Regions from separate parts of the Homo sapiens genome. Here region 1 is linked to region 2. A link is a contact called in ENCODE Hi-C or POLR2A ChIA-PET data. All regions are on one chromosome and are shown on one strand. The core of a region is the stretch at or near the end of the contact, and the rest is flanking DNA. Distances in the headings are between cores, read along the strand shown.

Region 1 (3,627 bases), core at 200-2,699, 960 kb after region 2:
CGCAACCGCTGGCCCGCTCGCCTTTTGCCAGGAATTAAACAAACGGCGCGACCCCCACGATGAGCGGGTGGAGCGGACCGCGGCGAGAGCAGAGCTTCTGGCACTCACTACATTCAGAACTTTCCTTAAAAGCCGAGGAAAGAGCCCCCAGGGACTGCCCGGGGGTCTGAGCCAGGTCGAGGGCCACACAGGTAGCCGGGGAGCCGCCGCCGGCCGCCCAACCCGCCTGTCCTGCATCCCCCCAACCCCCTCCCGCTCGAGTCTAGCCCCGGGCTCCGCAGCGAAGGAAGCGTCGGGGACGTCCCACCCCCGCAGGGAACTGCGCCTGCTGCCCCCGCCGGGCCCCGCACTGCCCTGGCTCTCCCCCCACTCGCCCCCCAGACGGTCGGCTTCGGCGGAGAGAAACGGGAGCAGCAATGCCTTTTCCCCCCCTCTCCTCCACTTTTTTTTGTTGTTGTTGTTGCTTTCCCACGCTGGCTGAATGTGACTTGACCCCATTTCAAAAAAAGTTTGACATAGTGCTTCAACATTTCCGCATTCCTCCGCGACTACAAAGGCTGCAGCCGCCTCCTTCTGCTTTCTGTCTCTGCTCTCTGTCTTCACACTCAATGAAATCCTTCATGCGCCTCTCCCGAAGCCTGCCAAGCACCACAAGGGTCGCCACCAGCACAGCGACAAGAGGCCACACCGGGGACCGCGACTCCCGCGTGTGCGCACACGCAGATGCGCCCATATGCACACGGACGGGCGCGCTGCGGGGACCAGGGCTGCTCACTGCGGGGCGTGTGTTTAACTCCAATATTTTAAATTATAAAAGTAAACTTGGAAACTACAGCAAACGTGCGTCTTCGCGGGGCTCCAAGCCTGGGCACTGGCCGGCTGCGTGCACTTTTCTGTGTATAACACGCCCGCAGGAAGCCTGCGTTAACATTTATCTCGTGGAGGGGAAGGTGGAGCCCACACCCACACCTCAGCGAGCTGGAGAGGGAGTTTTCGAGGGGGAAATGCAAGCACATTCTCCAGCATGGAGTCCCTAGAGGCAGTGCATTTTAAACCCTAAATGTGAATTATTATGTGAGTGTCCGAGTAGAGTTCCAGTTCCGTTTGGAGAAACTGTATGAGGCGTGTTCCGTGTGGGTGTGTGTGCGTACGGATACGTGGAAGCAGGATCTCGGTGTCGCGGGTGTCCCTAGGCTGGGATCTCCCCCTCTCATCAGATAAGGAGAATCCTCTAGCTCCCCAAAACTGGCCCCCATAACCAATCCCGTCTCAGTTCGTAAGGGGTTAACCAAAGCCGATTCCAAGGAAACACAGGTCCCCCCCACCCCCCGCCACCCTCCACTTACCCCACCCACAGTTCTGCCTCGGACCCCGGCCAATCCCCCAGATCTCCCCCGGGACCCCCCACCCCGCAGCCCACCCACCCGAGCGCACAGCTCCTCACCTGAGGGGCCCAGTCGCGTCGGGCCTCCCGAGGGGGCTGCGAGTGTCAGTCGGCTCTCCGCACGTGTCCGCGGCCTCGCGGAGCAGGTAATCAGACTCTGGGGAAGGAGTTACCAGCACTCTCTCCGGCGAGGGGGTGGGCACAGCGGCGGAGGGCGGAGGGACGGCGGAGGGCGCCGCCCGCGCCGCTCGCTGGGGGCGGACGGGGGCCGCTGGGCTCCGGCCGGCGCTGGGGGCCCCAGCCGGGGAGGCAGCTGGGGCGACCGTGCGGGGTGGGGGCAGGGACCCGCGAAGCCAACTCTGCCGGAGACCCACCCCCCGGCGGGGCTGGGGGCTCGTGGCGCAGTGGCAAGAAAGTGTGCAAATTAAAGCCTTCCGGAGAGAAATGAGGCGGCCGAGTCCCGGCAGTGCTCCGAGCTCCGGGCTCCCTAGCTCCCTTCTACGAGTCGGGGGCTAGAAGGGCGCGGTGGGGGTGGGGGTGGGGGGGAGAGTTAAATGAAAATTTCCGGCTTTCGCTGAAACTGTAGTAGGGGGATCCTGCGACTAAAATAAGCGGCATTAGTGGGAGAGAGTGGGACGTGTCGTCGGGAGTCGGCGGAGTTTCCAAACCCAGGGTCGCCCAGAGTTGGGGTTTTGACAGGGTGAAGCGGGGGGCATCCTCACTGTGTGACGTGGACGGATGGGAAAAACACAAAACAACCAACAATAATTATGAGCGGCCAATGGGGGTGGTAAATACCAATACTTTCCAAGAAACTGAAAAATCAGACCAAAAAATAACTCTTCTCTTAAAAAAATAAAGAAAAAGTTTGGCAGGATGCCTTGCAGAAAAGAAAATACTAATCTATCCAAGCACTTTTCACTTTCAGCATGAGCTACATTTGTTTTGTTTTCCTTCGCTTCCTTTCTGCCTCACAAAGCCCTATCTTTTCCTTTTAGACAGAGGATATGGTTTGGAAATTGTCAGGCACTCTTATGGTTAACGATCTACTTGAAGGGGCTGGCGGGCTCACAATTATTAAGTGGTTAGTAACTGCTGAGGGTTCACTAACGTATTTCAGAGGAGCTAAAAAGACTAAAATTTAGTGTAAATAATAGAACTGCAGATAGTAGATACATACACAAAAAGAGGAGTGCTCAGTTTAAATGCATTATTGGAAATCTGAAATTTGAAACCTTGTAAGAATGTATACTTTACCTGCTGAGAAACCCTTGAATACAATTATTTCAGGTGAAAATTAGATTTTGGAGAAAAAAAAGTCTTTAAAACTTTCTACAATGGAGTAAAAGAAAACTTGAAATAGCTGTCTTTTTGGAAAGAATTTGGTGTTCTCCCCAAAATCTCTATCTGTAGAATACTTGAAACCCTTTAAAACATCTTAAAGCAAAACTTTTCACAAAATTATTTACTTAAGTGCTTTGTAGAAAAATTAAAACCTGGCAAAATTCTGTTTGAATTGGAAATACTACTTCTATAAATCTTTTGACTTTAAAACCATGTTACTAATCTCACAGTAAATCAAATTTTTGCCTTTATAAAACTGATTCTATGTTATAGTGTGAGGTAAGGCTAGGGAAATAAAAATTGATGCATTTTCAGTAGCACATATTTTGCAATGCATTATAATACTTTTTTCTTTAAAAATAAAAGTGAATAATTGTATGTCTTTAAGCTTAAGATAATTCATAAAATACATTTGTGTTAAGAGCATGTCTTCTAAAATAAGATCCAGTTTTCTGAACAAAATTTGTATTTATAAAGCTATCTATAATCTCATATACCTTATAAATTTAAGAAGGCAAATCATTAGATTTTATATTTACATAAAAATATTGGATCACTACAAGTCACTAATTAGACTTTAAGCCAGAGACACAAGTGGGAATCCTCCATTTTGATAATTGTTCACACTTATCATTTGCCTTTTAAAACAAGATTTACTTGCTGGTAATTAACATGTTTATATAATCCAGAAATAATTGCCAGCAAATAGGAAGCAGCACATCATGGCTAGAATTTATTTGAATAAATCATTTATTAAAAAAATAGTAAGCTACAAATATTAAATTAACAGAGAAGTGTCTTTTCTACACTGGGTTGAATTTTTAGTTACTGAATTTGACAACAACCATTGCTAGATCAGAAATTCCATGATTTAGGTTACTAGATCATTTGGACAATGT
Region 2 (3,384 bases), core at 630-3,129:
AGCCCATCTCAAAAAGAAAAAAAGACAATATGTGTTTGTTATGAAAAAGGATGACTAGGCCAAGCACAGTGGCTTCACACCTATAATCTCACCACTTTGAGATGTTGGCCAGGAGTTTGAGATCAGCCTGGCCAACATGACGAAACCCCATCTCTACTAAAAATACTAAAATTAGCCAGGCATGGTGATATATGTCTCTAATCCCAGCTACTCAGGTGGCTAAGGCACAATAACTGCTTAAACCTGGGAGGCGGAGGTTGTAGTGAGCTGAGATTGCACCACTGCACTCCAGTCTGGGCAACAGAGCAAGAATCTGTCTCATAAAAAAAGAAAATAGAAGAAAAAGAAAGAAAGAAAAAGGATGACCATCATAACATTATTTGCTATAACAAAGAAGAAGAAACCCAAATGGCCACCAATAGAATAATTAATAAATTGTGGTACATCTATGCAATATACTATAAAGGTGCCAAAAATAAAGGCCGATCTACTGCAATCAAAAGATGTCAGATATTCTACATGACAAACTGCTTAACAGTATGGATAATGCCATGTATATTAAAGGCGGGGAGGGGGACGTTAATATATACAGAGGGGGAAAGTGGAATGACACTTATTTCTGAAAGATTATTAGAGGCTATGTACTACTTCTGAAATACTGGGACTTTATTTAATGAATATGTGTTACTTTGCAGTCAGATGAAAAAATTTAAACAAGTAAAACTGGCCTTTGGTGTGAAAAACAATGGAAAATACAAATTATCTTTATCTATTTTTCGGTTTCTAGTACCAAAAAAGTCACACTTCAAAATTCTCCATGATGCTTTACTCTTAGCAACGGATCTCCATTCAAAATACTCATAATATCTAGTAGGGTAAATGAACATCTAAATAGCCTAATACAAGAAAGTTAGCAACTTTCCTCACGTACAAATTTCAAAAATGGTACCTATTCAAAAATTGACTTCGATCTATTTCTCAAATTGACTTTTTAATTAACCAAAACCATTATCCAAAGGGCTAATGTTCAAACTTAACAAACACTGAAAATTTCTATGCTTGTAGTATGAGGGGTCTAAAAAAAGATTTACGTTCGCCTCTGCCCCACAACTGGCCTGTTAAAAAGGCTGTTAATGGAAATAACTAATCACTGGCCCTAAAATACCACATTCCAGCTGGTCTTCTTTTGATACAGCAAGCTAAGTTTGGAGATCTTTACATGCATTTCTCACCTTGTTTGTCCTAAGGAAAGGCTCTGCATCCCTCCAGAAAGGCTGGAGAACAGCTATCTCTGGAAATGACACACACACACAAAAAAAAGGCAAAATATTTCAGGCCTTCCTAATACAAAATAAGAGATCGATCCCAGCTAACGTTCTCGTTGCATTATGTTCTCGTGAGATGCATTACCTCTTGCAAACAACATTTCTCAGACATACAGAAAAGAAAACGGCAAGTACATGCCTACATATGATGGGAAAAGGTAGCGGAATCACGAATACGTTTTGTACCAAAGCTAAGTGCTTCATATATATTGTCTCGCTTTACTCCCCACAACAATTTAAAAGGTAGGCATAAGCCTTAAAATTACAAAATCTGAAACAGCGCCGAGCTCCCATACTAGCCTGCCTTCGCTAGCTGAAGCATTAGGGTTCGAACCCAGGTGGGTCTTTCTTAACTCAAAACCAAGGTAATTCCACACCGAAGGCTCTTTCCATCCCTCTTCCTCCTCCAAAGACAAATCTGCAAAGGGCTGCACTGTACAGCAGTCACCCACACCCACTTCTTAACAAAAAGAAAGGAAAGCACAGCCTCACCACCTTCCCAATCTCACCCTGAACTGCACCCATCCACTGTAGTTCGCTTTTACTTCCGCCTCTGGGGTCCGGAGCGGCTAGGAGGAGCGGAAGTGGAAAAGACTAACTTCCGGCCTCGGGTCGCGCGCAGAGGTGATGTCGTTGGTCCTGCGCCCCCTCGTGGCGGTACTTCAGCCCTTCGCAGCCCGACGCTAGGGGCCTGGCAGGGGGCAGCAAGAGACCGCGGTGAGCGCGGGGTATTGAACGCCAAAGAAGGGGTTTGGAGGGTGGGGTGGGGCCTGGGACTCCCAGTCGCCTGGGCAGATGTCCGTGGGGAACTGTAAGGCATCTTATAGGGATCCTACAGGGGGCATCCACTGCCGGCCGACGACACGTGGTGGAAAAGTAGCTATTATTTACATGCGTGTTGCAGTTTTTGATAATGCGATTGCTGCTGCTAATGTGACTAACGCGATGCCGATGAACATCTCGGCGTTTTTTGGTGCAGGATAAGCGGGTGTAGACTCTGTCTGTTTAGTCCCAGATTCTCCTCCTTTAATGAACTACCGTGGAAATCCTGGAGTGTCACTGCTGGTCTGAATTCAGCATCCGCCTTCAGGCTGGAAATCAATTCTAGTATACTTCGATTTCCTTACTTGCAGTTCGAATTCAAATATGATTCTTTTGACATTGTGAGGGTTTGCGCTATTTAAAGAATGGAGGCAACCGAAACCTCATCTCCACAGTGGATGCATTTTTGCTCCCTCCCGAGGCGTTGCCTTAAGCCACGCGGTCCTGTCAGCCTCACCTGCCTAGTGATGGTGACAATGGAAGAGATAAAGCTTCAATTCAAGGCACTTCTCCTGTGACCATCAAAAGAAAGATAATATCTACATTAATGAATTAATTGTGTCTGTCGAGTTATCCTCAGGAGACGATGGTGATTTGGTCCTTAAAAAAACACAGGATCAACAGGATTGACCCTGAATTCTACAAAGAGGAAAAATTTCAGGCATTACTAACTCCTCCATGTACAAGCCTAATGATGTAATTTTCTGGCCGGGCGCGATGGCTCATGCCTGTAATCCCAGCACTTTGGGAGGCCAAGGCGGGAGGATGGCTTGAGGCCAGGAGTTCGAGACCAGCCTGGCCAACATGGTGAAACCCCATCTCTACAAAAAGTACAAACATTAGCCAGGCGTGGTCACAGGTGCCTGTAGTCCCAGCTACTTGGGAGGCTAAGGTGGGAGAATCACCTGAGCCTGGGAGGTTGAGGCTGCAGTGAGCCGTGATTGTGCCACTACACTCTAGCCTGGGTGACACAGTGAACCTTGTCTCAAGAAAGAAAAAGAATTTTCTTTATCCCATTTCTTTCTCCTTTTTCTTTTTTTTTTTTTTTTTTCCTTTAGACGGAGTCTCACTCTGTTGCCAGGCTGGAGTGCAATGGCGCGATCTCGGCTCACTACAACCTCTGCCTCCCGGGTTCAAGCGATTCCCCTGCCTCAGCCTCCCGAGTAGCTGGGAGTACAGGCGCGTGCCACCATGCCCGGCAATTTTTTTGTTTTGTTTTTTGTTTTTTTGTTTTTTT

Evidence for each region. Hi-C counts contacts between places; a loop is a spot of excess contacts on that map. ChIA-PET counts read pairs that join two places held with the same protein, here RNA polymerase II (POLR2A). Pooled maps may share reads with other maps.
Region 1: a map of B cell shows a loop between it and region 2 (12-fold over the local background). The contact joins the promoter of CDK6-AS1 here to the promoter of MTERF1 in region 2. A Hi-C loop is called at or near these places in 3 of 168 maps with a recorded cell type or tissue (B cell, CD4-positive, alpha-beta memory T cell and CD8-positive, alpha-beta T cell) and 8 of 50 pooled maps. POLR2A ChIA-PET finds 5 or more read pairs at or near these places in 1 of 52 experiments (OCI-LY7).

Annotation. Positions count from the first base shown.
Region 1 is chr7:92,835,034-92,838,660 of GRCh38, forward strand. It overlaps CDK6-AS1 (CDK6 antisense RNA 1), which reads left to right and starts at 1,450. Exons shown (of 2, transcript NR_110088.1): 1 at 1,450-1,530. CDK6 (cyclin dependent kinase 6) reads right to left here and starts at 1,540. Exons shown (of 8, transcript NM_001145306.2): 1 at 1,445-1,540. RefSeq lists silencers at 123-372, 1,483-1,842 and an enhancer at 953-1,032.
Region 2 is chr7:91,878,823-91,882,206 of GRCh38, forward strand. It overlaps MTERF1 (mitochondrial transcription termination factor 1), which reads right to left and starts at 1,880. Exons shown (of 3, transcript NM_006980.5): 1 at 1,835-1,880; 2 at 1,233-1,291. The coding sequence starts at 1,261. It overlaps LOC112267986 (a long non-coding RNA gene), which reads left to right and starts at 1,980. Exons shown (of 2, transcript XR_002956514.2): 1 at 1,980-2,042.